2 separate regions of the Homo sapiens genome follow, and region 2 is linked to region 1. The links are chromatin loops, found by intact Hi-C in ENCODE. Cell type or tissue: mesothelial cell of epicardium. All regions are shown on one strand. Each heading gives the region's core, and the rest is flanking DNA. Links, peaks and the distances in the headings are about the cores only.

What was found. Peaks named below come from ENCODE experiments on the same cell type or tissue, not always from the same donor. Only the 100,000 strongest peaks of a DNase experiment are listed, where the experiment ranks them.
Region 2: a loop joins it to region 1, with 20 times the contacts of the local background. A loop is called at or near these places in 1 of 110 quality-filtered maps.

What each region holds. Positions count from the first base shown.
Region 1 is chr2:128,434,782-128,449,723 of GRCh38, forward strand. All of the region lies in intron 1 of LOC105373611 (a long non-coding RNA gene), which reads left to right. It also overlaps the pseudogene RNA5SP103. Among named protein-coding and RNA genes, the nearest start is that of HS6ST1, 120 kb to the left of the region's middle. RefSeq lists enhancers at 3,495-3,995, 3,996-4,496, 11,694-11,988, 13,626-14,617. In mesothelial cell of epicardium, for the core only: no CTCF peak of the experiment used is centred there; DNase peaks (open chromatin) are centred at 6,370, 6,550, 7,360, 8,320 and 9 weaker places.
Region 2 is chr2:128,505,717-128,520,658 of GRCh38, forward strand. All of the region lies in intron 1 of LOC105373611 (a long non-coding RNA gene), which reads left to right. It also overlaps the pseudogene ISCA1P6. Among named protein-coding and RNA genes, the nearest start is that of HS6ST1, 190 kb to the left of the region's middle. In mesothelial cell of epicardium, for the core only: no CTCF peak of the experiment used is centred there; no DNase peak of the experiment used is centred there.

The DNA of each region.
Region 1 (14,942 bases), core at 3,328-11,327:
TTGGTAGCTTGTCTCTTGCACAATTTCCCAGGCCCCAAGTGAACTTGGTGAGAGGATCAGGGGAAGTGGGTCCTGAACTATCTCCATTGAACACCATCGCCTTTGTTCCAGTACTCTCTTCCTTGGCCCTGCCACAGATAAACGTATGAGGTGGCAGGAAATGAGACAGTGGGGTGAAAGGCAAGGAGAGTTGACTTAGGAGACCCAGGTGTGACTTTGCTCCTAGCTCTGCTAGGACAACGAATTCCCTTTTCAACTCTGGGTCTTGATGGGGTTCAGGATATGCTACCCTGAAGTGTGAAATCTTGGCATTTGAGGAAGCAGCAGAAGCAGGAAGGTCTCTCTGACCCCCTCGACACCTTTCTCCCCTAAAGCAGGTCATAAAATCTAGGATGTTCTGACCTTCCCCTGAGGTAGGTCACAAGCCCCTCACTGGAGACGTATCCTCTTTATACCTAGAGGAAAGGAACGTCCCTATCTCTGAAGACACAGGTTGACAGAGAAGAAACTAAACAGACCGGCCTTGCTGACCTCCCTGAGGTTATTGCCATAGATTACACTTCTCCATGACCACCCACTTCATCAGACCTAGCAAAAAGTACACAGGCTTCCCTGCTTGAGTCTGCCTTTCCTTATGAAGGCTCCTGTGTCAGGTAAAACTTACATTAAAAACACATGTGTGCTTTTCTCTTGCTGATGTGTCTTTTATTGCAGGGGCCTTAGCCACGAACCTATCAGTGGGTGAAGAAAATATATTTTTTCACCCCTACAGCCATATTTCTTCATCCATAAAATGAAAAGAGAGGTCTGGGGTTGAGCAAGGTGACCTTGAAGACCTTCCCAGTGAGGATGTCCTGGATGGGTGATGCTGCGTGGTGTCTCTGTGCCAAGGATGGTGTCCTCAGTGGGTGCAAGTCCAGGGAGCAGGAGTGCGGGGCAGGGAGTGAGCCAGGTTGGAGCAAGAGCCCACAGGAGGGTGACCCACTAAGCTGCAGCCCCTGAGAAACTCCATCCAGGCCTCGGGGCAGGGAGAAGGAGAGAAGAGAGGAGGCATTTGCCCACTGGTCCCGTGTGCCCCTAGGTAAAGGTCTGTCCTGTAGGGTGTTAACCCACTGCTTCTCTGGGCTGCACACGTGTGCAGATGCCTGGGGGTCCCCAGGGATGTTAACAGAGAGGCTCAGTGGCAGGGAGAGGCGGGGGTGAGGGCAGGGGCCAGGCACTTCATTCTCATCTGTGTGAAGTTGGTTAGAGACCACACACAGAGTGGAGCAAGAGGCGAGCAAGGCAGGGAAGGTCTGAAGCAATGTCCTGGGCACTCTGCTCAGTGTCAGCGGCACTCATGCAAAGCATTGTGCTGTATATAAATGACTCGATTATTGCTGGTCTGCTTCTTCAGCATTCAGGCATACATGGCCCTCTTTTTACTGACATATGGAGCAACTGGCTCCCAGTTCCGAGGTGGTGGAGGCAGGGCACTGCCCCCAGCATGGCGTCCTTCACGCATGACTGGCAGATGGTGCCATTTCTGGGCCATCCTGGCAGCTCCCCACTGCAGGAGCCCCTGCGGTCTGTCACGCTGGTCCTCTGAGGTGGAGCTGTCTGCATGCACTTGGGCGCCGGCCCTCCCCTTTGCACGGAGCTGCCCGGGGCTGGCTCCTCACCTGCCCAGCACTCACATACATGGCAGCTGCACCCCAAATACTTGTTCAGTGAAGTATTGGGGGTGCAGCATCTGCAGTATCACTGCTAGTGCCTCATTGCTGCTGGGTTTCAAGGGCATCCCCATGAGTCCTGGGATGTGGGCTGATTGCTGAGATGAAGACCAGTGTGAGCAACTGGGGAGAAATCCTGGAGTCACAGGGAAGACATGTGCCTGGTAACTGTGCCAGTCTGCAGCGAGTCAAGGAAAAACAATTTTTTTTTTGGCTTCTGGCAAGTGGTGCTGGTTCAGGCTATGGTTCCAATTAGGACATATGGTGGAACTAACGAATATCTTCCACCGTACATTGTCGGCCAGATTTAGTGAGGAGAGGATGTGAGGTTTTCTTTGATGATGGTGATACCAGTAGCTCTCATCTCCTAAGCACCTACCAGGTGTCAGATCGTGGCATGTTGTTGCCTTTTGTCCTCACTACAACGCCGAGGGTAGGCATCATCGCTCCATCCCGTTGGCTCTGACCAGGAGTCTGGAAGTTCCTTTATTCATGTGGAAGGTGGGGCCTGGGTCCTCCTGGTTGAACTGAACACTGGCCATAGGTGAGAGCTGTGTGAGTGGTGTGTTGCACCAGGGAGGGGTGTGGAGGGGTGAGGGTGGGAGGCAAGAGCGCCAGGAGTTGGGGCCCTATCGGCAGAGCAAGACGCAGCCCCCCAGGACCCATAGGAAATGGAGAGCCTGGCATCAGCCTGGCCCCAGGCAGACCTGCGTCCACCAGCTGAGCCAGTTCTTGGAGTCTGGAGAACCTGGGTTTTTGTCCCCTCGGTCAAGTCCCTGGGGCTTTATAGGGCATCTACCAGGGGCCTGAAGCCAGGCGAGGCCTGGAGGAGGGGAGAGTGGAGGACGGGAGTGGTGCTGGGCAGGCGTCCCCGGCCCCGCCTGAGGAGCTCTGAGCTCAGTGGTCCGTGTGGCAGGAAATGAGGGTTGAGGCAGATGACTTCCAAGAGCTGATGTTGTATGACATGGAGGTCATCTGCTGCAGGCACTGGTGGGCTGGAAAGGCAGCCAGGGGCTGGGGCTGGCTGCTGTGGGTGGCTGGGCAGGCCGGCATCACATGAGTTCCTAGGTCTTTTAGTTTTTCTTTCTTTTTTCTTTTTTTTTCTGAGATAGAGTTTCGCTTTGTTGCCCAGGCTGGAGTGCAATGGCGCGATCTTGGCTCACCGCAACCTCTGCCTCCCGGGTTCAAGTGATTCTCAGCCTGAACCTCCCGAGGAGCTGGGATTACAGGCAGGTGCCACCATACCTGGCTAATTTTTTTTTAGTAGAGATGGGGTTTCTCCATGTTGGTCAGGCTGGTCTCAAACTCCTGACCTCAGGTGATCTGCCCGCCTTGGCCTCCTAAAGTGCTAGGATTACAGGTGTGAGCCACTGCGCCCGGCCTTCTGGTCTTCAAGTTTTTCAAGAGAAGTCAGAAACCCCCCTCATTTTATATGGTATTTACTGAGTTTCAAATGTTGATAAGTAATTAACAAACAAAAAACCCACTATAGGGTTAAACAAGACCCTTTGCTGGATGGATGTCCTGCGGGTGTCAGTGTGTGCATCTGGTGCTGGTGGCTTCATGTCCGTACATTGTGAAGCAAAATCCTGAAGAGCAGGGGCTGTGGGCACCTGGACTGGCACTGCCTCCTGGTGCTCGTCTCCTGGTACCCATCTCCTGGCACCCACCTCCTGGTGCCCATCTCCGTCCCCCGCCACCCCGTGCCACCCCCCAGTGTGGAGCGCAGCCTGGTCCGCAGAGGCCGTCCGCTAACCACTCCCGAGGACACGGCTGCTCTCCACACGGTTCCGTGACTGTCCTACAGGGGTCTGCCACTTCGTGTTGCACAAGTGGGTGTGTGAGTGTGTGAATGTGATCGTGTGTGTATGAGTGTGGGCATGAGGTGTAGGTGTGAATGTGGACATGAGGTGTAGGTGTGAGTGTGGACACCTGCATATGAGAGAGAGCCCGTGCACGGGGCAAGTTGGAGTGTGAGGTGTGAGCATGAGTGGGTGTATGTATGATGGAGTGCATGCATGTGTGCCTGTGTGTGTGAGTGAGCATTGTGCCAAATCTCCTCAGAGTCTGGGGTGCTTTGCAAGCTGAGCACCTTGGCTCCAAACCTCAGGGGGCAGGACAGCTGCCTGTCCACTGTGATTCCCTCTGTTCCTCTCCAAAACGCTCTGCCCACAACGAAGGGGCCTGAGCCCTTCCCCGTCTCTGGGGTCAGGCTCGGGCCTGGGCTCCCAGCACTTCTGTCTGGACCACTGGTTCCTGGGGCCCTGAGCCACTGTGTCAGAAGCTCGACTGCCCTGTGGAGAGGCCCAAGATCAACAGAAGAGGGATGGGGGCCCGCCATCCCCACCCATGTGCCGGGTATGAGAGTAGGCACGTTCTGGACCTCCAGGCCAGCTGTGCTGCAGGCTGAGCGCCACAGAACGACCTCCATCGCCCAACGTCACGTCACACCAAGCAGAAGAATCGCCCAGATGAGTCCTGCTCCAACTCTGAGCCCCTGGACAGTGAGATCTGATCGTATGGTGTGTTTTAAGCCACTACATCTTGGGATGGTTTGTAAAATAGCAGCAGATAAGCAGAATGATCAATTCCTTTAATATTTCCCAAATGGTAATGTGTCATGTTTGGTAAAGGGTTTCTTTCAGGCTGCTTCAAATTAGAAAGAACCATGTCAGCAAACTGTGACAATAAAAAAAAAGCAGCAGCCCGAATCCCAGTGAGACACAGGCTAGCTCATTCATTCAGATTCAATTCTAATGACGATGACTTATTTTTCCCCTGTTAGCAGCATCACTGGTAACTAAAGTTAGCCTTGGCTCAAAAATCAATGTATTATTTTAGAGCCTAAAGCAGGCAGGGAGTGAGCTGATGACTGACAGGAGGGCTGCAGGGCCTGTGGGTTCCAGGCCTCTCTCTCCTCCGCTGCTGCCTCCCGGGTAGCTGTGTGGAGCTGGCGGCCAGTAACCCTGAGGTTGAGCAGGAGCCCCCAGCAGGCTTTCCAGCTTCTCGGCCACGCCTTCCTTGATGTGGTGAGGCACACGTGTCAGCCAGCACTTGGTGGTGTGGGCTGACTTGTGCTTGTCCCCCGAAACTCCTTTACTAAAGTCCTCACCCCAGGAACTCAGAAAGTGACCTTATTTGGACCTAGGGTCCTTACACAGGTGGTCAAGGTAAAATGAGGCCTAATCCAACCACTGGAGTCTTTACAAGAGGAGATGAGGACACACACAGGGAGGTGACGCGAAGACACAGGACATCTGCAAGACACAGGGAGAGGCCGGGGACAGAGCCTTCCCTCACAGCCCTCAGAGGGCACCTTGATTTTGGACTCCTGGCCTCTACAGCTGTGAGACAGCAAAGCTGGGGTGTTGAAGCCACCTGGTGTGTGGCACTTTGTTCTGGCAGCCCGAGGTGACCAGGACACTTGGCACGTTCATGCTGATCACAGCTGCATGTGTGGGGGCAGCCATGAGCTTGCCTGGCCGAATGCCTGGGTGCTCCTGCGTGGTCACCTGCTGCCCCCCACCACGGCTTTCCCCATGTCACAGCAAGGTAGGCTGTGCACGCTTGTCCCAGGCTGGACCCTGCACCTCCCCCAGGAAGGTGGTTTGGGGCCACCTCCACTCTGTCCAGTGACCCTTCCCTTCTTTTGTGGCATTTTTGTGCTTTGTGGCTTCATTCCTATGAGGTGGGGGTCCCACCATGGGGACAACCAGGAATGACACTCCAGCTGGGTCCTTGGTTGCCCCACTTCTGAGTCTCACCAGTGAGAAATCCCCAAGCTGGAGTAGCCCCATGAATTCAAAATCGAAGCCCCTAGCAACTGTCAGTGGCTCCCTGCAAGCCTTGTTCCAAGCCACAGTGGTCCTGCCCTGGATCAAGGGAGCAAACTCAGAGGCACTGTGCAGAGGAGACTCCTGGTCGGCCTCAAGACAGTGCAGCGCAGCAAGCAGAGGCTTCAGGGAGGCAGGGCATAGGAGGACGGCCCCAGTGAGCAAGGAGCGGGCCCCACCCAGATGGCCATGGGCACAGAATCCTTGGGGAGCTGCGGAAGTCCTGGTGGAGGAAGAGGGCAGCTGAGGTCAGAAGGGGAGAGGGGAGGCTGGGCAGCAGCCCTGCTGCATTCCTGGGACTTGATGGTGATGGTCACACAGCGGCTCCAGGAAGCAGATTCTGAGAGGGTGTACTGGGCAGGACGACTTTAGGGAATTATCTTGGCATTGAGCAGGGGCGGGGAGGGGTAAGTTGGGATGCCAAGCAGAACTATTTTAGCCTTGGCTGATGGCCAGGGAGCAGTGGGCAAAGTGGCCCACAGAGGCTTCCCCTGGTGGGTGAAGAAGGCCCTTGGGTGTGGGCTGCCTGGGGAGGCGGCCTTGGCTGGCAGCTCTGCAGCTGAAGCAGACCCCACAGTGGCCGGCAGCCCTCCCAGCAGCCTGGTGACCACTGGGACTTTACTGCTCCTCAGGATCCCTTGGATGTGCCCCCCCCTCCACCCCAGCCTTCCTTGCCCGGTACTCATGGGCCCCAGGGGAGCCCATCAGATGCTGGCACGTGGGTCCCACCAGTTCTCATCCGGCACCTGCTTCCTTTGCCTTTCCCCTCCCCTTGGGCTCTGGCCAGCTCCAGAGATGCCCACATGGCCACAGCCTCAGGAGCTTGTTCAGCTGTGTGGAGCTAGTGCACGGTCATGGGGCCTGCTGGGCCCTGTGTCCTGCCTGTCCCTGCCCTGCCTGCCTACCCTTGAGCACAGCCCGTCCGGCTGGGCAGCCCCTTGGCGGGCAGCTGTGCGAGTTCCCAGCCCTTGGTGCTGGTCCTCGGGGCCCATGGCCTCAGCCTGGTACACCCGTCATGACTGCGTCGCTCATCTGTCCCCTTCTGAGTGTGTCCACTGCCTAGGCTGCTGCTGTTGGGGCTGCCCCTGGCTGGGCCAGGCAGGTTCCAGGAAGTGGAGCCTGGAGAGCTGGGAACAGAGGCTGTGGTGCCAAAGGCAGAGGCGGCAGGAGTGGGAGCAGCCTTCAGAGGTGCGGAGACGGGCAGAGGCCACCGAGGAGCACCACCTCCCAGGGCTGGACCACGTGCTGGGCCACGCGTTGACCTCTCTCCAAGCAGCTCCTGTCTCGCTGCCCTGAGCCCTGGGGTGTGGTTCAGGAAAGGCCACCTGCGCCTCTCCCCATAGGCAGGGCCACCCAGGCCTGCAGTGGTGGCAACTCCATCCCAGTCGGAAGCCTGGTGAGTCCCAGGGAGCCGTCCAGGGGACGCCACTGACCCCTTGGTCAGTTCAGCCATCACAGGGTGGCACCGGGGGCCCCTCCAGCCAGGCCCTCAGCCCCTCTCATTATCTTCCTAGTGCTCTTCCTGCTGTCTGTGGTCTTTGCTGTTTTTCTGTCTCTTGAATTTCCCTGACATTCCCTGCTCCTCTGTGCTTGGGGTTCACAGTCTGGAGGGGCCTTCTGTAGCTGGGTGCTGCTGGTGGGCACTGACGAGGGGTGTGTGAACGCAGCCTGGCTGAGGCCTGGGCAGGGAGCTGCTAGATTTTGCCTTGAGCCCTCTCTTGGGCGTTCCCCTTCCTGCTCCCCAGTCCTTATCTCGGTTCTCCCCTACCCAGTAACCAACTCATTAGCAGTCCATTTCATGGACAAGGTGACCTTCTCACACAGAGAGCAAGAGCCCCCCAACTGCCCAGGGGCGCAGAGTGGGAGCTGAGGCTGAGGCTGGGGGTGGGGGAAAGCACCTCCTGAGGGCAGTTTGCTCCAGGGAGCAAGAAGGAACTGGAGGGGGGATTCCTGGGTCTCCTCCAGAAAAGGCGCAGGCCAAGGTGAGCAGGGGCTTTGAGGGGAAGGCCCCGGGTGAGAATCTGCCCTGGGGTGCCCTTGAATCTGCAAACCATGGTTCCTTCCCAGAGAGGCCCTGAGGCTTTAGTTATGTGGCCCCAAATTGGCAACTACTTAAGGTCCTCTTTAGGGGAGTGGCTGTCTAAATTATGGAGTGATTGGAATGAATGCCCCTCAGCCATTCAAAGGTTTACTAAACATATGAATCCACGTGATAAAATGCTCGTCCTAGAAGCTTAAGTACAAAGAGCAGGCTACAAAATGGCCCGTGCCCCGCCCCCCACTTCTTGCAAATTTTGCTTTGTAAACAAATAGAAGTTAGGCAGAGAAAAAAGGCTGGAGGAAGTACTAGACCAATGTGGGAACAGTGAGTTTATGAGTTATTTACATTTTTCCTTTCCTTACAGTGAGTTTTTGCATTATTTACTTTTTTCTTTTCTTTTTGCCCTTGGGAATCACTGTGTAATGTGGGCAGCTGATTAGAATGAAGGTGAGGCAGCCAGGGAAAGGTTTACTAAACCTATGAATTAACACAAAAAAGCAGGCTACAAAAGCATGCCCTATTCTTGGAATTTTGCTTTGTAAAAAGCAGAAGTTATCTTAGTGGAGTAGGTGGGCCCTGGGGGTGCAGAGGAAGAGGCTCAGGAGTTAGAGCCTCCTTGGGGGCAAACCCAAGTCAGGAGGAGGATCTTTTTTCAGAGGACTTTCTCCATTTCCGGAGTGGAGTCGGGCCGGCGCTCCCCACACCCCTGCTCTGGTTCCCTGATAGAAGCAGTGCAGGAAAAAGTGCAGTAGCTGCCGGCCCGGGGCCTTCCCTTCTCTGCTGAGGTGGCCTGGCTGGGTCTAGTGCCTACTGGGTGATTTGCCAGCAAGAGCAAGTCAAGATTCTTGTGGCCCCTGCGGCCTCTCATGTGTAGTCGGAGTAGTAACCTGCTGACTTAGCTGGCACCCTCCTGTTACCGGAAAGGGGTCCCGATCCAGACCCCAAGAGAGGGTTCTTGAATCTTGCACAAGAAGGAATTTGGGGTGAAGTGAAAGCAAGTTTATTAAGTAAGTAAAGGAATAAAGAATGGCTACTTCATAGGCAGGGCAGCCCTGAGGGCTGCTGGTTGCCCATTTTTGTGGATATTTCTTGATGATATGCTAAACACGGGGTGGATTATTCATGCCTCCCCTTTTGAAACCATTCAGGGTAACTTCCTGGCGTTGCCATGGCATTTGTAAACTGTCATTGCGCTGATGGGAGTGTGGCAGTGAGGATGACCAGAGGTCACTCTCTTCACCATCTTGCTTTTGGAGGGTTTTGGCCGGCTTCTGTACTGCAGCCTGTTTTATCAGCAAGGTCTTTATGACCTGTATTTTGTGCTGACCTCCTATCTCATCCTGTGACTTAGAATGCCTAACCATCTGGGAATGCAGCCCAGTAGATCTCAGCCTTATTTTACCCAGCCCCTATTCAAGATGGAGTTGCTCTGGTTCACATGCCTCTGACGCTCCTGCGGATGCTGCCGGGGGGGGCGTGAGGTCCCGCCGGCCTGGCGTGCAGCAGCTCTGCATGGGGCTTCATCTGAGGTCTGGTGCTGGAGAGTTCAGGGGAACACAGGATGGCAGAAAGTAGCGGGTGCAGGGTGGGCTTCCAACGCCTCATCCAGTGGCCATCTTGGGGCAGGTTTCGATGCTGCTGGTGCCTGACCCTAGTTCATGAGATGAGTGAGGAATAACTGAACACTGTCTGGGAGCCTTGGGCAGACATTTGCTTTTGGCTGAGGCTGGCATTGCTGAATGATGCAGTCAGTGTGGCCCTAGGGTGACCAGCCTAACTCCCCAGAGTCTACCCTCCTGTGTCTGTGCAGCCCCCTGCTTCTGCAGTTAGGACCTCGCTGGGCTGTTCCTGGGGCACTGGGGAGTTTTCCTGGCAGGCAGGCCCTGGTGTGAGCATGAAGCTGCATGACCGTCAGTGACTCCCCAATTCTCTTCCTTGCCTCCCCTCCTCTGGCCCTTCCCTCACCACATGACTGCATTTCCAGGAGGCCCAAAGCTCCCTAGCACAATCCCTTTCCTGCTCTGTCTTCCCAAGAAGCTGCCCTGTGCATGGTGCTCTCGTGAGGACACTCGGATGCAGGAATCACTCTGTGTCCTCAGATGAGCGCTGGGTTTGTGCAGCAGTCTGGCCCCTCTGCCTGGCAGTGGCACCATCTGCTCCCAGTCCCTCAGGCCTGCAGAGCTCTCAAAGAGAGCCCATCTGGCCTGGGCCTCCCCCTCTTCTCTGCCAGGGCTCAGAGGGAGGTGGTGCAAGGGCCAGGTGGCACCCACCTGCTCCCCTCCTCTCTCACCACCAGGCAGCCCCCCACCAAGCCCCCGCTGTGGGAAGTTTGAGGGTGGCTGATATGGCCAGGCGTGGGTGGTGGTCACTGGGCTGTTTGCTGATGATATTCCCAGGTCTCCACTTTTGGGGATGTGGAAGGGGACCCATCCTGGTTTCCCTGTGGTTGGCTGGGGCAGAGTAACTGGTTCTGGCTTCGATGGTAACGAAGTGATGAGTCGAGAGTGGCCTCCAGGCTGGGCACTTAATTTCTAATGTGAGGCCTCTCAAAATTCTTTCTGCCTCTTCTACTAATCAGCCAAATTCCAGAGGGGAGACCCCAAACTCTAGCCTTGGCATGAGGGAACATGTAGGGGAGCCCTACCCTTCTCGTGGGATTCAGTGTGATCAATGCTGCATCTCTGATTTCTTTTCTATTTTTATTTTTTACAAAAGCCTACAGCACCCAGTATTCCCGGGTGGTCTCCCATCCAAATACTAATCAGGCACAACCCTGTTTAGCTTCTGAGATCACACGAGATCAGGCATGTTCAGGATGGTATGGCACAGACTGTATCTCTGATTAAGTCACTATAGTGAGGTTGTTGACTGTCTCAGGGCAGGAAAGCTGATACCGACTGACACAGGCCCTGTGGAAAATGCCTCTTGTTCAGAACGAAGGAGCTGCTCCTGGCTAGAGGAGCCCTGGTGATTCATGTGGTGCAACCCTTTACAGAAGGGGAAATTGAGGCCCAGAGCGGGAAGGATGGAGTCTTAGGTCACAGAGCCAGTTGGTTGGTGCCACAGCTGGGAGGCGATTGCTTGTCTTGTTGGTATCTTCTTTGTTGAGTCACATTGCTTCCAGAGACTGGATTTGTGGAAATGCTTCTAAAGCAGAACAGAAAAACAATGGCCCAACTTTGGGGTGAGGGAGAGTTAATATAGAGAATTTTTATTAAACACTCATTTTCAACCTTAGCCTGAGGCCAAGAAGACCATCCTGCTGCTATCATTGAGGCTGCAGGCTTCCTGGCAGGGGCGTAGCTGAGTCGGCCCCTGGAAGCCTTTGAACAAAGTTTGCAGCCTTCTCTGAAGAGCACACTGAGTTCCCTGGGAGACCAGCCAGGGGAAGAAACAGGGGCTGGTGCTGGCTAGGTCCTTTCTGGGCGGGCTCACATTGCTGCATGTAGGTTATATTAGCCTTGTCTCGTTCTTTTTTTTTTTTTTTTTTGAGATGGAGTCCCATTCTGAGCTTGGGCTGGAGTGCAGTGGTGTGATCTCGGCTCACTGCAACCTCCACCTCCGAGGTTCAGGTGATTCTCCTGCCTCAGCCTCCCGAGTAGCTGGGATTACTGGCATGTGCCAGCACACCCGGCTAATTTTTGTATTTTTAGTAGAGATGGGGTTTCACCATGTTGGCCAGGCTGGTCTCGAACTCCTGACCTCAAGTGATCCACCCTCCTCAGCCTCCCAAAGTGTTCAGGGATTACAGTGGTGAGCTACCACGCCTGGCCAGCCTTGTCTTGTTCTAAAGGTGAGTGCATGGAGGTTTGCAAACATTGACTTGTCCAGGGTCACACAGCTGGTAGGTGATGGAACTGGATTTGAATGTGGGTGGTGTGGCCCTAGGACTGGTTCCTGGAGCTGTCAGCTGCAGCCCTGGCTCAGCATCCAGATTTTGCCACCTTTTAGCTGTGTGTCTGTGGGTGTTGCCTCACCTCTGAGGTTGTTTCCTTGCCCCTCAGTTGGATCCTAGGGCAGATCCTAGGCCTGCCATCTTGGTGTTCCCATGAGTTTTGCAGACAACGTGTGTGAATGCTGGTTAGGGCCAACGCAAGGCAGGCAAGGCTCATGCATGTAGAGTCCTGGGAGTTCCTCCAGCACAGAACCTCTTGGAGATCTGCTGCTTCCACCCTCGGGCCGGCATGGGTGCCTCAGCCAGCACCCAGCAGTTTCCCCGGAAGAGAAGCTCAATTTCCCTGAGGCTTTGGTGGCAGTTCCCAGAAAGGGCTGTCCCCTTCTGGGAAGGAAGGAGGAGAGAGGGTGGTGGCAGGGAGCAGCTGGTGGCTGAGCAGAGAGGTCAAGGGAGGGGAGCGGACGCTGCCGGGAAGCACATATTGATTTCCTCCTTTTAAAAATGGACTCAAGTGGAATCATTCATAATGTGCTCTCCCACCACTGACAATACCCATTCCCATCACTGTCAGGGAAATGGATTTGCAGCACTCTCAGAAAAAACCAACATGTTGCCGGAGACGAGCAGAGGCGGCTCGGTTCCATCCCCAGATGCTTTCTGGAGACAGAGGGCGGCAGGATGAGCTGTCTGGGATTGTTCCCGGGGCAAGATCTGCAGTGAGCCTTGCAGCCCCGACAAGCAGCCACCCCATCGTGGGCCGGATGTTGAAAGGGGAAGCCCAGAGGGGTCTGACAGAGCCCTGGGGTCGGGGAGGCCGCCTGGGGAAGCCAGTGTCTGAGATGAGTCTCAGGAGTGGCCATGTAGAACCTTCTAGGTGGAGAGACACCATGCCCGGCCCCTGGCCAGGTGGCTCCCTGCAGGAAATCAGTGGGAGCCCAGTGTGGCTGGGACTCTCAGGGTGAAGGCAGGAGATGGGGAGGCTGGAGAGAGGGACAGGAGCACCCGGGGGTCCCAGTGTCTTTCTCTGCTACCACCCTCCAGGGGCCGTCAGTCCAGGTGTGGGGAGGCAACTTTGGGTGGGGTATGGCCCCTGCTGATCACCCACAATGCCTGCCCTGGGTCTGGAGCTGGGCAAAGGGACACTGACCGGAGGCCACTGTTCTGCCTCCCTTGGGCTTGGCTGGGGCTGCCCAGCAGCAGTGGACACATTCCCAGCCATGGCCCCCGTGGGTGGTGCCGCCTGCTCTGAAGACAGCCCTGGCCAGTCCCCTGTCCAGGCAGACCATCTCCCCTGTCAGCAGGGCTCAGGAGGCCACCACACCCAGGTACATCTCAGTGTTCATTCATCCACCCAATCATTCCTTGGGAGGAACATCGACACCTGGGCCTGGGCAAGGTGCTGGGGAGCCAGCCCCATAGCTTTATGGCAGGAGCAGGTGGGAAGCAGGACCCACAGTATTATGGTGGGGGCAGGTGTGGGGCAGGACCCCACAGCGTTACAATGGGGGCAGGAAGGGGGGCGGGACTCACAGTGGTATGGCGGGAACAGGTGGGGAGCAGGACCCACAGTATTATGGTGGGGGCAGGTGTTGGGGGGCGGGACCCACAGCATTATGGTTGGGGTAGGTGGGGGGGCAGGACCCACTGCGTTACAGTGGGGGCAGGTGGGGGGCGGGACCCACAGCATTATGGTGGGGGCAGGTGGGGAAGTGGGACCCACAGAGCTATGGTGGGGGCAGGTGGGTGGTGGGACCCACAGCGTTACAGTGGGGGCAGGTGGGGGGCGGGACCCACAGCATTATGGTGGGGGCAGGTGGGGGGCGGGACCCACAGCGTTACAGTGGGGGCAGGTGGTGGGCGGGACCCACAGCATTATGGTGGGGGCAGGTGGGGGGCGGGACCCACAGCGTTTCGGTGGGGGCAGGTGGACACACACAGGCTTTGGAGCCACGCAGACTAGGATCAAATCATACACTGTGGGTGACCTTTAGAAAGCCATCGAAGATCTCTGGGCCTCAGTTTCCTGAACAGCAAAACAGGGCTAACTCTTGTCAGATGGCTGTGGGGCTCCAGGGATATGGTGGCTATGAAGGACCTGGCAGGTATTAGGCCCCCACCAGGGCCCCAGGAGCTCAGCCCAGGTGCTCTTCGTTTACCTGGACACTTCAGGCAGGCTGCGCCACAGGGCCTTGGCACGTGCTGCCTCCTCCCTGTCACCCCAGCACTGCCCCCTGCCCTGCCGTATCCTCTCGCCACAGTGCTCAGTGATGTCCCACGGAGATGGGTGTCTTTTCTTTCCCTCGCCAGAATGTGAGCATCGCCAGGGCTGGGGTTTCGATTTGCTTTGTTCCCCCAGTCTCTTCCATGCCCAGAACAGTGCCTGGCCAGTGGCAAGGGTGAGGGGTGCTGCTGAGTGGCTAGAATGTCTGAGAGCAAAGCCATGGCCATTTCTGCTCACTAACCCTGAGCAACAGGAGAGGGGTCTGGGCCGAGGGCCTTAGTGGAAGGGGGCTGTCAGTCCTTTTGAGCCTTCATGAGGTGGGAAGAGAGAGGCTGGGCCTTGGAATCAGAGAGCTGGTTCCACCCCTGCAGGGAGTGCAGGTGGGAGGCTCAGGCCCCAGGTGAATCAGGCTCTGTCCCTGCCTGTGAGAAGCTCCTGGTCTGGAGGGGGCCCCAGCCATGAGAAGAGTTGGAAGCCACCCAGGATGATGTGAGAACCAGACCCAGACAGTGACTTCCCGGGTCAGGGTGCCCCTTGGCAACCTCAGACAGCTGCTTGGCAGTAGCCCAGTTGGCCCCTTAGGGAGGCACCCCCAACCTTCCCTGGCCACGTGGGTGGGTATTCATGGGCCTGGCTGCTGTGTAGGTCAATGAGACCCAGGCTCCTTAGGAGCTGTGTGCTGGCATGTTGTCTCTGTCCTCAAGAGCTGTTTCCCCCTGGTCATTACAGGTACACGCAGATGGCAGAGGACCTGTAAAACCCCTGAGGGGTCAGGGACGTTGCCTGGGCTGAACAGTTGAGGGATGCAGCAAGGGACTAAGTCAGGGTGCCCACCCCGGCACACACAAGCATGGGCCTGGGATTTACCAAAGGACGGAGTCCTCTGTCAGTGATGAACACGAATCTTCCTGGGAGAGGGGCCCGAGCTGGATCTGAGTCCTGTCTGGCTGATGCCCTCTGACTGTGGGTGGTGACTGGCTCACTGAGCCTCAGTTTCTTCACCTGTAAAGCGGGCGTGGTAACAGTACGGCCTCAGGGGCTGTCTTGGGGTAGAGTGCACACTGAGCACTGCTTGTTCTCGCAGTTACCATGGGGATTCGAATTCACTCCACGGCATGAACCACATGTGCTGGAGGGGCCTTTCCCGAGATCTTTTTGGATGGTGGAGCCTCTGCAAGTAGACTGTAACCAAGAAAGGAGGGCGGTGGGCCCAAGGCACAGCCAGCCCTTCCCAGTTGCG
Region 2 (14,942 bases), core at 3,454-11,453, 71 kb after region 1:
AATTGACCCTTGGGATGCCCTTGGCAGTGCTGGATTACATTTCAGCCCATCTGTGCAGGGGCCCAATATTCCAACTGGAAACTACAGCCTATCCTGAATGTGATCTTGACAAATAGGAAAGGGAAGTGGATTCTAGATAGGATTTCCGATTCACACAATTACAGTGAGCCATGGCTTTGGCTCCTGGCTGGGAAGACAATCAATTAGTTGCAGACTAACATGGGAGAGATTACACCCTGCATCTCTGAGCTTGGCCCTGCTGCAACCTGTGCATGGAGAGTGCAATTGCATCATATTTCCAAGACAGTTGTGACAGGGATTCGATTCTACTGTAGAGTGACGGCAAACACCTGCCAACACCCTTTCTCAGCCCCTATGACACTGGCAAGGATGCTGTGTCCTTAGGCCCTGCAATCAGCAGAGGAAGCACCAATAGCCAGGACACCACTCCACATCTTTAACCAGCAAGGGGACTTTCTACCTCTATGAGAGCAAGAGTTCAACAAAATGTAGCCAATGCCTGTAGGTGATGCCATCCACACAAGTGACCTGGGGCCTCCAGCTTGACCTACAGCTGTCCAGGGCCCTACTTGTGTTATCCCCACCCCTGAAGGCTTAGTCAGCAATCTTTGCCTTTTATTAAAGGGTGGTTTGAAAGGAAGAACTGCAGCTCTCCCTACCCATTTCTTGCACAGTGTTAGATATTTTAAAAGCATTTTCCTTTGATCTTTCCAGCAATAAGCACCTTTGAGCTAGGTTAAAGATTTCAGCTTTGGAAGATGGGCAAGCTGGGACTCAGCAATGTTAAGAGCTTTTCAATTCAGTAAGTATTCCACCTGCCAGCTACTGCCCTAGGCACTGGGCAGAATAACACAAATCCCTGCCCTTGTAGAGCTTCGGTCTAGTAGGGAGGAGACACATTATCAACTATGGGCATTCTATAGTATGTTAGGAGGAGTTCATGTTTGAGAAATCCCAGCAGAGTAGGTGAGATTAGGGATTCTGGGTTGGGCAAGGGCTGGAGGCAGCTTGCAATTTTGTATAAGTAGTCAGAGCAAGCCTCCAAGCCAAGGTGATGTTAAGCAAAGGTTTGCAGGAGGCGAGGGAGTTAGCCATGGGGTTATCTGGGGGAAGAATGTTCCAGGCAGAGGGAACAACCCTGCAAAAGCCCCAAGATGGGCCATGCCTGAGTGCTCCAGGAAGAGCCAGGAGCCCAGCGTGGTTGGAACAGAGCGCTTGCAGGAAGAGCTGTAGCGGGGGCAAGGGAAGCCATGCTGTGGGGGGCTTTGAAGTCACCATGAAGACTTAGGCTTTTCCTCCAAAATGGGAGCCAGGGAGGGTTGGAGCAGAGGAGCATTATAATCAGGACTTTATTTTAAAAAGGTCACATGACTGCTGTGTATGGAGGCAAGGGTGGGGCAGGTAGAATCCTTGGGTGGCTACTACAATAATCCAGGTGAGAGGTGGTGGTAGCTCATGCCAGGGCCTTAGCAGTGGAGGGATGTGGCCAGATTCTGGATATATTTTGCATAGTGAGCTCTCAAGATTTTCTGATCCATTAGAGCAGATGAGTCAACCATGACCTTAAAGGTTTTGACCTGAGTGATGGGAAGGATGGAGTGGAGTCAGGCAAGGTTCAGGCCAAGTGGGTGGGGGAAGATTGAGGAGCTGAAGTCCTGGGTGGTTGAGTTTGAGATGCCCATTTGATATCTACGCTGGACTTTTGAGTAGGTGATAGACCAGGATTACCTGAGCATATTAGGAGCAGCTGGTAGGGGAATTAGGATTTCTCTGATCTCTCTGTCCAAGCCTCTCTCTGCTACTCCATGGTGATTTTCTCTCTTCCAGTGGTTTTGAAAACTAGATAGTAGAAAGCAATTTATGTCACAAATGTCATATTTGCTTTAGGATTTGAAAGCTAGAATTTCCCCAATTCCAGGGGCCTTTTCCTTAAATGCCTTGGTGGAGCTGGCAGTTCCCCCCGGTGGTGCACAAACCTTCGTGCAAATATCCATTTGGCATGTTCTGTGCAGGGATATGGGTGATCATGCCTCTTTCTCTCCCTTCAGAATGTGAGGTCCTAAAGGGAGGGCTGGCTCACTCATCTCTGGGCTTCCCATCAGGGCTCTTGGGGTGACCTATACCTGGAGAAGTTAGTGTGAGGCTGAGGTACACCAGGGCCTCCCAGGGACACCTGCCTTTACTGGGGAGTCTTGGACATCTTTTCCTATGGCTCTCCTTCTTTTGGTTTTCCTCTTTTTATGAATTGCTCATTCACAGTGTTTACCCATTGAAAAAATTGGGTTGTTTGTCTTTTTCTTTTTGATTTGTGGGAATTCTTTATATATGTTGTCTACTAACTGTGTGTTATTAAGCAGCAAATATCTTCTCTCAGTATGAGCTTGTGTTTTTATTTTGTTTTTGATATCTTTCATTCATAGAATTTACAAATTTTGGCTCTGCATGGTGGCTCATGCCTGTAATCCCAGCACTTTGGGAGGCCAAGGCAGGCAGATCACTTGAGGTTAGGAGTTGGGAGATCAGCCTGGCCAACATGTGAAACCCCATCTCTAATAAAAATACAAAAATTAGCTGGGCCTGGTGGCACGCACCTGTAGTCCTAGCTACTTGGGAGGCTGAGGCAGGAGAATCCCTTGAACCTGGGAGATTGCAGTGAGCCGAGATCATGTCACTGCACTCCAGCCTGGGCAACAGAGTGAGACCCTGTCTCAAAACAAAACAAAACAAAACACAAACAAAAAACAAAAAAAGAACTTACAAATTTTACTGTAGTCAAGTTCATTAACCTTTTCCTTTATGACTTGTCCTTTTTGTGTTCCTCAAGAAATCCTTCTTCGTAGCCAGACCATAAAAGATGCTTACCCATATTTTTTCCTAAAGGTTTTACTTTTCATGTTTAGATTTTTATTTTAGTGCGAACTGATTTTTGTATGTGGTACAAAATGAAGATCTGCTTTTATATTTTCCTTTATGGAAACATCTGTCTCCACTATTTTATTTTTATTTTGTTAATTATTTTTTATTGTTATATAGATATAAATTAGGGCTTGCTACGTTGCTCAGGCAGGTCTCGAACTCCTGCCTCAAGAGATCCTCCTGCTTCACCTCAGGATTGCAGCCTGGAGCCACCGTGCTGCCCAGTCCTCACTATTTTTAATGCCAGCTCACACATTGTTTCCACATATGTGTGGATATGTTTCTGGGCTTTTTATTCTGTTCCCCCTTCCTATTTGATGGTTCCTGGGTCAATACCACACTGCTTTAATGATTATAGCTTTATTATAACTTCTGATATTTAATGGGATAAATATTCCTATCCACTTCTTTTTATTAAAAATTTTGCTGGTATTCTTGGCCCTTTGTTTCTCAGATATTTTTCAAAATCATCACTTTGTCAAGTGCCATGAAATAGGCTGTTGAATTTTTATTTGAATTGCATTTAATTTATAGCATAATTTTGGAAGAACCAATATCTTTATGATGCTAAATCTCAAGAGGATGGTAAAACTACCTATGTATTTACATTTATTTTAAATTTTTTCAATGATTTCTTAGAACTTTTTCTATAAAGGCATGGCTGCACTTGTGCAAATTGTGTATCTCAGTCTAGTGATGCCCCCTGGAGTTGTGCAGTGTACAAAGTTCATGGCTGCACAGGGCAACAACGTGTACAAGTCTTGTACAAATTTCTTAACTTTATTCCTAAGTACTTATAATTTATATTGTTATTGGAAGTCGTACTTTCAAAAATTTTCATTTTAAAATGTAATGTTGCTGGCATGAGTGCACACACACACACACACCATCATCATCATCTTATATCCAGTGAACTTGCTAGACTCTTTTCTTTTAGATTTTTTTTTTGTGCATAAATCACATTATCTGCAAATAATAAAATACGTTTTTCTCTTTCTAATCCTTTTACTTTCTTTTCCCATTGCACTGGCTAAGACCTCGAGCACAATAGTAAATGAAGTAGTTATAGAGGATACTTTTGTCTTTGACTTCAAATAAGTTATGCTAGTGCTAAGTATGATTTTTTCACTGGATTTCGAGACACAGACTTTATCGAGTTAAAGAAGTTTGCTCTTATTCCTAGTACGTGAAGAGGTCTTTTCATTAAATTTCAAAAGTCTATTTATAGGGAAATAATAATAATAATTATTATTAAGCAGTAGCTGGGATTACAGGCACCTGCCACCACACCCAGCTAATATTTTTATTTTTAGTAGAGATGGGGTTTCACCATGTTGGCCAGGCTGGTCTCAGACTCCTGACCTCAAGTGATCCAACCGCCTTGACCTCCCAAAGTACTGGGATTACAGGTGTGAGCCATTGTGCCCAGCTGGAAATTATTATTTCATTCCCTTTCTTTAATTTTAACAATTGCAGTGGTGAATTGCATCAATATATTTTCTAATAGTAAATCAATCTTGCTTTCCTGGGAGCAACTTGATCATGATATATTTTTGTATTTATTCATCACTGGACTTGGTTTGCTAATAATTTATTTATGATATAGGTATCTATGTTCATGAGTATAATTGGCCCATAATTTTCCCTGTTTGTATAGTATTATCCTTGTTTAGTTTTGCTCTCACAGTTACTCTAGACTTCTAGTGAGCTAACGTTCTATCTACGCATTGGAATAGTTTGTATAATGAAATTATTTATTCCTTGACTGCTTTTTAGAACTCACCCTAAAGCCATCTGGCATCTGGGCTTGATTTCAATCTCTCTGTCTCTGTCTCTCTCTATAGATTTTTTAAGCTCAAGCAATCCTCTCGCCTCAGCCTCCCGAGTAGCTGGGACTACATGCATACACCATCATGCCTGGAAAATTTTTAAACATTTTTTGTAAAGATGGGTTCTTGTTATGTTGCCCAGGCTGGTCTTGATCTCCTGGCTCCAAGCAATGCTTCCATCTCAGCATCCCAAAGTGCTGGAAGTACAGGCATGAGCCACTGTACTCAGTCTGTTTTACATTTTTATTGAGTGGCTGCCATGAGCTGACTTTTTAAAAAATTAAGAACACAACAAGAAATATTTTCAAAGAAAGGAAATATATCCTCTCCCAAACTCGAGTAAGCCTTATGCTTTGATGACTCACAGCCCTGGGTCCCAAGGTTACTGCATCTTCTAGTTCTGGTTTCTTCAGCTCAAGGAACACTTACTTGCATCTGGGGCTCTTCAAGAATTCTCTGGCTGAGAGGACTCTTGGCAATGGTGTATGTTGGGCCTGGTTCATCTGTGTGCCAGGAGGGAGACTGAACCTCAGCATGCATGCCAGGAATTTTAGGGCAGGGATCCCCAATTTCCTCCTTTCCTGCATCATCATTTTCCCCCTTGCTATCGGCTCATTCCCACCACATGCCAATGTGCTGCAGTTTCTCCTGTCTGGGAAACAGCCTTCTCTGATGCTGCCTCCTCCTCCAGACACTGCCAGGCATGGGGCATATTTGGAGCTGGAGCTGGCAGGGTGGCAGGTGGGTTGGTTGCCTTATAGAGAATGGTGTTGTGGCTGTCATTGGGACATTTTGTGTTTCCTCTTTGCTCTTTCGGGATCTGCAGGCTGCTCCAGGTGAAGCTGGAGTTCCTGAGCTGCGGGCAGGGGTGGAAAGGATCACAGCAGGGAAGGCCCAGGCTCTTCAGGCCATTTATTGCCCATGAAAGACTCAGGGGAGCCTGGAGCGTGTTCTCACCTGGTCTCCAGATAGGACCTGCCTTCCCTGCTGCCGCCAAGACCTCTGGGGCCTGTGGGAAGTGGGGCTCACCTCCCAGGCACAGTGTTACCTCCTGGACCCAGAGGAGGTGTGTATTAGGCTGTTCTTGCATTGCTATAAAGAAATACCAGAGACTGGGTAATTTATCAAGAAAAGAAGTCAGATTGGCTCATGGTGCTCTAGGCCATACAGGAAGCATGGCAGCGTCAGCTTCTGGGGAGGCCTCAGGAAGCTTCCAGTCATGGTGCGAGGCAAAAGGAGGGCAGCCATGTTACAAAGCAGAGTGGGAGCAAGTGAGAGGGTGTGTGTGAGGTGCCTCACACTTTACACAACCAGATCGTGGGAGAACTCACTCATTATCTTGAGGGCAGCACTAAGGGAACGGTGCTAAACCACTCGTGAGAATCCATCCCCATGATCCAATCACCTCCCACCAGGCCCCACCTCCACCGTGGGGATTGCAATTCAACTTGAGATGTGGGCAGGGACAACTATCCAACTCTATCAAGGTGGTGATGCAGCCTAGGGGGCCCTTCTGGGTCACTCCTTGGGCTTGGAGAGACTGAGCCATTGAGGGACGTCAAGTCCTAGATAATCTAGGATTGGCAGAGCAGGAAGGAGAGAGACTCAATGATGTTGACTTCCAGGGGCAGGTAGATGGGCCCTTACCACAGGCCATGGACAGCTGCTGTTCTGCTGACTGGCTGCGGCTCCGGGTTAGTCCCTGCCTTGTCAGCACCAAGGCTCCAGGCGTCTCCAGAGAGCCAGGGTTCGCTCCTGTTCCCCCGGTCAATAGGGCTCAGAAAGCCCAGGCCTCAGGCCCCCTTCTGAGCTGGGGGTGGTACGCGGCAGGGACACTTTCCCAGACCCTGCCTGACCTCCCTATCACTGCAGTGTGGTCTCCTGGGCCTCACCTCCCTCCCTTGTCCCACAGAGATACCTCCTGCAAGAAGCCAGAAGAGCAAAGAAGGCCGTGTGTGTAAAGAGCCCAGTGCTGGTAAGCACTTGTAAGCATGGCTCCCAATCCTGTGCCTCTGCCTGAGATGGTGGTGAGGCCGGCCCTGGGCCTCGGTTTAATCATTTGCTAATCACAGTGAATAATTCAGGTTCTCTTAACCTCCCAGGACTACTGAGAGAAACACATGGAAAAGTGAAAAATGCGTAATCCAGACCCAGGGCCAGCTTGGCCCCCAACCAAGGCATTTCTCCTCTGCCACCTGCTAAGCCCTGGGATCCACTGCCCTCTTTACTGGGATGACTGCCTTTGGCTGTTAAGGGCTGGCACTTGAGTCGCCTCCCCCTGAGGAGCTCCCAGCCCATCTGCTCCAGACAGGACTGGCACAGGCTCTCCCCTGTCGCTGCAGCCTCATGCCCCCGCCACCCCAAAGCTTATCATGTTCTTCTTTGCCTCCTTATCTGTCCTCCTGGGCAAGAATGAGGTCTAATTCAGGCCTGAATCCTTGGATTCAGCAAGAATTTTTAAACAAATGGATGCACAAATAGCTGGGTGAGAGCCAGTGAGCTGTGAGCAGAGCCCAGCTCAGGGAGGGGCAGTGGAGCCACACTCAGGGCTGGCAGGCCCTCACTGGGTGTGAAGATGCCCTGGGTTTCCAAGTTTCCAATCACGCTGGTGTTTAGCCAAGGGCGACCCCAAAAGAAGCCCCAGCCCTGAAGAAAGATGGGTCCTGAGGCCACACTCAACATCCCTGCCCTGCACTGGGCTCCTCTCTTGGGTATCCTCTTTCTAAGCAGCAACATCTGGCATGGACTGAAAGTTGAATTGTGAAAATGAAAATGCCTCTCTATTGGTTTTATGATCATCCCTTGTGTAAGTCACATTACGAGAGCTGCTTTTGGCGTGGTCTCTAATTCCTCACCACTTCTTTGTCTTGCATCCTGCTCCATGGCCTTCCTCCCAAGCCATTCTACCGATGACCCTGGCCTTGAACCCTCACATTGTCAAATCCACACTCCCCACTCCCTCAGCAGCATCACCCTGGGTGACGACACACGTAGCCTTCCTAAGGCCTTTGTGACCCCATTCTGTGTGGCTTACCCCTTCCTTCTCAGACTCGGTGAGACTTGTTCCATCTTCCCAAGGTTCCCGAACTCTGTGGGCCCTCGTCTTATCTCCCCGGCCAGCCCATCCATCACGTGACCTCCAGCACTGTGGCCTGTGTGTGCCAGGCCCTCCAAGGAGCTCAGGTACTACCTGATCCCATGACTTGGATGTCCAAGAAATCTCTCAAACTTGACGTGCCCCAAACTTAATCACTAATTTTTCCCTTGAAATCTGTTCTCTCCCAGTCTTTCTCAAGTCTGTGTGAGCCACCTCTGTCCACCCAGTTTCTCAATGATGAATCTTAGAAATTGTCCTGCTTCCTCTTATTCCCTCACTCTCTGCATCCAGCTCATCAGCAAGTCCCACTGGTTCTGCTTTCACATGTACCCCCAATCTGTCCACGTCTCCCTACTTATTGCCTGGGTCCCCCATGAGATGTAAGCTCCCTTAAGTGCAGGGACTTTGTTTTGCTCACTATTATGGATCGGACCCAGGACCTGGCCAAGTGCCCACTGCCAGTGAGTTCTAAGTTCCCCGTTGTTGAATGAATGACCGAGTTTCATTTCCTCTAGCAAGGAGCCCTGCAGAGTGGGACTGGGCCCCACTTCCTCTTGGGGTGAGTTATGTCTAAACTAAATGGTGCCCTTCCCTTCCCTTGCCTTCCCTGTCTCAGCACAGGGCACCCCACACCCAGGATTTCTTCTCAGCCCAGTCCCCTCCTTCCATACTCATCTCCTGTGTGGGTCACCTGCCTCTGGTTTCTCGGCTCTACCAGCTTTTTCCATCTCTGCTGACATTGCCCTGGTCCCCATGTGTCATTTCTCACCTGAATAGATTACTTTGCTTCTCTAATCCCCTCTCCACAAAGCAGGGTTTATGTGATCTTTTCAAAACTCAAATCGGATCACGTCACTTTCCTACTTAGAACTCTTCAATCTTCTCCTGAGGCCTGATGGTAAAATCCCACATCAGACACGGCACTGCTTACTGTGCTCTCAAGACACCCCCTGTGTCTCCCACCTCCACCCCTGCTTGGCTGGCTCACGTCAGTCTCACCTTGCTGGGCCCTCAGACCAGCTAGGGACCCACTGCTGCCCAGTCCCGGGGGAGCTGCTTCTCCGATGCCTGTGGCCGCGTTGAAGAGCTGTGCCTGTGATTTTGTTATTTGTTTGAGGTGCCGCCAGGCAGTCAGTCTCCTTGTATTCCAGTCCACGTAATTATCGATGCTTCCCAGGTTCTGCCCTTCAGCCTCGACCTCTCCCTGGGCCCTCGGCCTGGTTACCTGACTGTCCACTTGAGAGCTCAGCAGGGATGTCCAGCAGGTATCACAAATGGAACATTCCTGAACACCTGACTCCTGCTCCCTGCCCATGCCCAGCCACGTCTGCTCCTCCCACAGCCGGTGCCAGCCCAGGCACCCCAACATACCCCGTCCTCACACTTGTAGTCAGTTTTCACCTGCTGGTTCCACCTTTCAAACATACCCTGAGTCCCAGGGGCCTTCTAAGCACATTTGACACCCAGAGGTTATAACTTTTTCTTTTTCTTTTTTGTGAGATGGAGTCTTGCTCTGTTGCCAGGCTGGAGTGCAGTGGTGAGATCTTGGCTCACTGCAGCCTCGTCTCCCTCATTCAAGTGAGTCGCCTGCCTCAGCATCCCGAGTAGCTGGGATTACAGGCACCCACCACAACACCCAGCTAATTTTTGTATTTTTAGTAGAGACAGGGTTTCACCGTGTTGGCCAGGCTGGTCTCGAACTCCTGACCTCGTGATTTGCCCGCTTCCGCCTCCCAAAGTGTTGGGATTACAGGTGTGAGCCGACGCTCCCGGCCGGTTATAACTTTTTCTAACAACCCCTGTGCCATGGACTGAAGGCTTGTATCCTCCCGAAATTCATGTGTTGAATAACCCTAAGCCCCAAGTTGTTGGCATTAGGAGTGGGGCCTCTGGGTGAGATTAGGTCACGAGGGAGGAGCCCCGCTGTGGGATTCCTGCCTTTTAAAACAAGAAGAGATACCAGATTTCTCTCTCTTCTTTCTGCATGAAGCAAGGAAAGGTCAGGTGAGGACCCCGACCACGCTGCCACCTTCATCTCGGACTTCTGGCTTCCAGAGCACAAGGAGGGAGTGTTTGCTGTTTAAGCCATCCAGTCTATGGTACTTTGTTACAGCAGCCTAAACTGACCAAGACATCCCTCTTCTGTATGGCAGAATTATTATCAGTCATAGTCAAGAGATAAAACTTATAATCATGTCCAGAAAAAAAAATGCAGAGTGTAAAGTGTCTTAAATTGAACTTTGTATGTATAATCATGGCATGATAAAAGTGAATACTTTTTTTTTTTTTCTTTGAGATGGAGTTTCACTCTTGTTGCCCAGGCTGGAGTGCAGTGGCGCGATCTTGGCTCACTGCAACCTCCGCCTCCCGGGTTCAAGCAATTCTCCTGCCTCTGCCTCCCAGGTAGCTGGGACTACAGGTGCCTGCCACCACACCTGGCTAATTTTTGTATTTTTAGTAGAGACGGGGTTTCACCATGTTGGCCAGGATAGTCTCAATCTTTTGACCTCGTGATCCGCCTGCCTCCGCCTCCCAAAGTGCTGGGATTACAGGCGTGAGCCACCGCGCCCGGCATTTTCATTTTTAAAGATAGTATTTAAAATCAGTAATATTTCATGTATGAACTAATATGTATATTTGTCAAACAAAAAATGTTATACCTTGAAGTTCACAGTTTTATCACTTTACATATTTTAAACACAAATAAACATCCCAAGTGGTCCCATAGACTGACAGAGTTGAAGTAACTGATGTTCTGTTTCCTCGTCTTTATTTTGTTTTCGGTTTTTTTTTTTTTTTTGAGACAGGGTCTTCCTCTGTTGTCCAGGCTGGAGTGCAGTGGTGCAGTCATAGCTCACTGCAGCCTCAAATTCCTAGGCTCAAGTGATTCTTCTACCTCAGCCTCCGCTACCATACCTGGATAATTTTTATTTTTATTTTTGCAGAGATGATGTCTTACTGTATTGCCCAGGCTGAATTCCCACCTCAGCCTCCCAAAGCGTTGAGATTATAGTCATGAACCACCGTGTCCGGCCTTCCCTTGTCTTCATAATTGTGCTGTTAATGTTTATTGTAAATGTCCCGTTTACTTGAAGGGGTTGGACACCTGATTTGGCCCATGGTGGCTGGTGTGATTCTGAAACCCGTGAACTTCGATGAGAGCTGGTGCCCATGTGGGACCACCCGAGCAGCTGGGAGCCCTCTGAATTAATGTGTATGTAGAACACAATGCTGACGAGAGGAAAAGTGACAGAGGTACAAGCTTGAGGTTCACACACGTGTTATTAGAACTCAACAGTGACTGCAGCAGTGGTAGAAATAAGATAAACAGAACAGTTTTTGCAGGAGTAGTATTTTATCAATGAATATATTATTGTCTGCACATGGTGATGTTATGAAGCCATCAACTTTTCATCAGTGTCATTGGTGGTGTTAAATTCACTGTGGGATGTGTACCCCTTACCGCCTTCACCTAGGCAGGCCGTCTCTGCACCCTCCCTCGGTGCCTGCCTGTGGGATCTGACCCCTTCTCACCATCTTCCCTGCTGCCGCGATGGCCCCAGCCCCCACGATGCCTCCCCGGGATTCCTGTCATTGTCACTGTAGTGGGATGAATTGTGATTCCCCTCCAAACATTCATATGGTGAAGTCTGCACCCCAGGACCTCAGAATGTGACTGTATTTGGAGATAGGGGCTTTTTTTTGTGTGTGATCACAAAGAGGCCACATTTTTTTTAATTGACAACTCAATCTCTACATACATACAGTACTGCACGAATTATAAGTGGATCAACAATTATATTATTGATACAAACTCATGAGCATTTACATAAAACTACCACTCTAGGTTTTGGTGTGTTTTGTGCCAGCTACTTTAGTGAATAAACGAAACATAAAGGAACTCAGCTACTTGAATTCATGAGAATTAGCTTTCAGAAAAAGCATATATATCATCTCATAGAATACTTATTATGTCAAACCCAGGAAAATCAGTAACTAAGTGACAAAAGGAACACTTTTAAGGAAAAGTTGGTGATAAATATGTTAGGCTAAAATACTAAGAACTTTAGCAACTGGACCAAGGAACCAGAAAGTGTATGCACACTGGGAATTTTAACAAAAGATCCCCACATTCTCCTGTACAGTGAGGACCACATTCCAAAAGCATATCTGGGTTGCTACAATGTCGTCTCTGCTACAAACCATTGTTTCAAAGGTGAAAGAAACAAGATGGTAATTCACATATAAAGGTTTTAAAATTCTTCCCACTCAAAATAAAATAAAAATAATATAATCTCTATCAAATTATAAAGAAATTCTATCAAAATGTTGACCACATAAAGAAGTCAGACCATTTGCCTTCACTGACTGCCTCAGAGGGCAGAACATGTGTCACCTACAAGGAAGGGGAGAGGGGGGTAGAGTCCCTACTCTCCCCCGGCCTGTGGAGTCAGGGTAGAGAGGAGCCCTTTGGCTTCCCTGGGGTTTTGCTTCCTCACATAGGGAATTGAGGGAGGTGGGCTAGATGGCTTTAAGAGACTCCTCAACTAAAAGAATCAAAGTCAGCTTGAGATCCCATCTCTGAACAGACATATAGGGTGGCAAAAGAAATGGATTAAAAAAAAGGTGGATGACGTCTTTCTCACCTTTTGATACCATCACTCAGAACTAATCTGTACTATAGTTGAAGAAAATCTTTGCCTGGTATTATTAAAGGGTATGCAGTGAGGCAGCTGAAAATGAAATTTTTCATAAAAATGTATAAAAAGGCTGTGTTAAGTTTGGGTGGAAAAACAATGCACCGCCACATTACTACCAGCAGTCAGGATGTCCTGTCTTGGATTTTAGGCGTCGCCGATCTGGTTGGGAGAAATGCTGAGGGATGTTCAAGCCATTCAATAGCGATCTAAGGAGTGCACACAGTTGAGGAAATGGATAAACAAGTGCCCAGGAAGGCAACTTTAATGAAACTGGTTCTAAAATAAAGGATGCAAGAGACCTAAATGATCCAAAGAGAGTGATGGCTTCTCATTTTCTGTCCCCTATAGAGAATATAAATATCATTTCTTCTAGAATCCAATACACTGGCTTCATTTTCAAGATGTATCACTTTATTTTCCAGCACGTGACAGTCACATGATTTCTGCATTGAACCCCAAAGCTTCCACCAGCTTTCCTGGAACCTACGGCCAGAAGAGTCCTGAGATTTCAAATATTAAAGCTTTCTCCACAGCCACAAGTCCCTTTGATGTTTGGGTTACTGAACACAAACTCACTGGATAATTTGTCTTCAACATAGCACATTTCTGTTCCTCAAAGTGTTAGCTGTGCTTTCTTTTCGATGAGCACTCTGACTCCATCTTGAATAACTTCTTCTTCAGAATCTCCTTTTGTCTTTGTATATTCTAGAGTATAAGAAAGGCCATTACAGCCCCTGGTTCGGACACCAACTTTTACACCTACATGCTCAGGCTTATCTTTAAGAAGTTGTTTTATCTTGTTTACTGCTGAAGGTGTCAGGGTGAGGGCTGCCCGGGTGGGCTGCAGCTTCCTCTTGCTCACAGCCTGGACAGTTGCCCGGACTAAGGAAGCCGACATCTTCGCCGTCCCGATGCCCCGGTGCCTCGGGCCGGAGGTCGGCCGCCTCAGCCTCTCTCCATGGACACGGCGGGCGCATTGGAGATAGGGGCTTTAAAGAGGGGATTAAAGTAAACAAGACCACATGGGCGGGGCCCCTATCCAAGGTGACTGGTGTCCTTCTGAGAAGAAGAGATGAGGACACAGATACCCAGAGGGAAGGCCATGTGAGGATACGGGACAAGATGGCATCTCCACACCAAGCAGAGAGGCCTGGAAGGAAGCAGCCCAGCTGACACCTTGCTCTCTGGCTCTTAGGCTCCAGAACAGAATGACAGGAGTCTCTGTCAGCTGGTGGCATTTGCTGCGGGGTCCCGAGCTGGCCAGTGCATCACCTAGGAGGTTCCCCAGCCCCCCTTGCCTCCCACCAGTCCTTCCTCACCACAGCAGCACCATGCTTCTCTGCTCCAACCACATCCCGCTTCTGTGCAGACCCCTCCAGGGGTCCACAGAGCCCTGGCAGGAGCCACAGGCCCCACCTGCTCCACTCTGGCCGCTAGCCTGCTCCTGGGCCCCAGGCCTGTCATGCTCCTCAAACACCCAGGTCCTCCCATGGCTGGGCCTCTGTCCTTGCTGTTTCCTCAGCGGGAATGCCAGTTCCTTGGTGTCCACATGGCCAGCTCCCTCACAGACTTCTTTGTCTCCAAGCCACCCCTCAGTGAGGCCTTGGAGTTCACATCCTCTACCCAGCATGTCCCATGGCCCTGGCTGTCCCCTTCCTCCTTACTGCATTGAGTCTTGTTCTAACATGCTTTGTGAGCATCCTGTGTGTGCCACCAGATCTCAGCACCTGGACCAGGGCTGAGCACAGAGCAGAGCAGGGCATGGTGGGGGGCAGTGACTCTCCCGGGATGACTGAGGATGCCAGCCCTGCCCCACTCTTGAGGGTAGAGTGTCAGCCTGGGGCACATTAGCCTCCATTCCCAGGGCCTTGGAGCAGATTTACAAAGACAGCTAGATTGCAGAACTAGCTCCCCAAGGCCTGGCTCTTCCCATAGGAAATGAAATGGGATTTTGGAAAACAAAAGTGGAGAAACTTGAGGGGCTGTGGCAAGGATGTGGGGTTAGTGAAAGTTTCTAGAAGTTACCCCACCTGTGCAGACATCGGGACACAGGAGAAGATGGAATCTTCACGCCAAGCAGAGGCTGGAAGGAACCAGCCCAGTTGACACCTAGCTGGGATCAGCCAGGTATACCTGAAATCTCGACAGAAGAAGGGCTTTGGGTGGGAGAGGGGCAGGCCTAAGTCACTGCCCACTTCATCTTGGGGCACACAGGGCAGGGCAGAGCTGCCTTTGCTGAGTCACCAGGCACACTTCAACACTCCGGCCCCAGCCAGGCACCCAACAGGATTACATCAGCAGCCTCAGTTTCTTCCCCATCCCTGGCCTTTTCCTGTGAGTCCTCCTTATGGAGACCACACTCCTCCCGGGAGGGGCCTG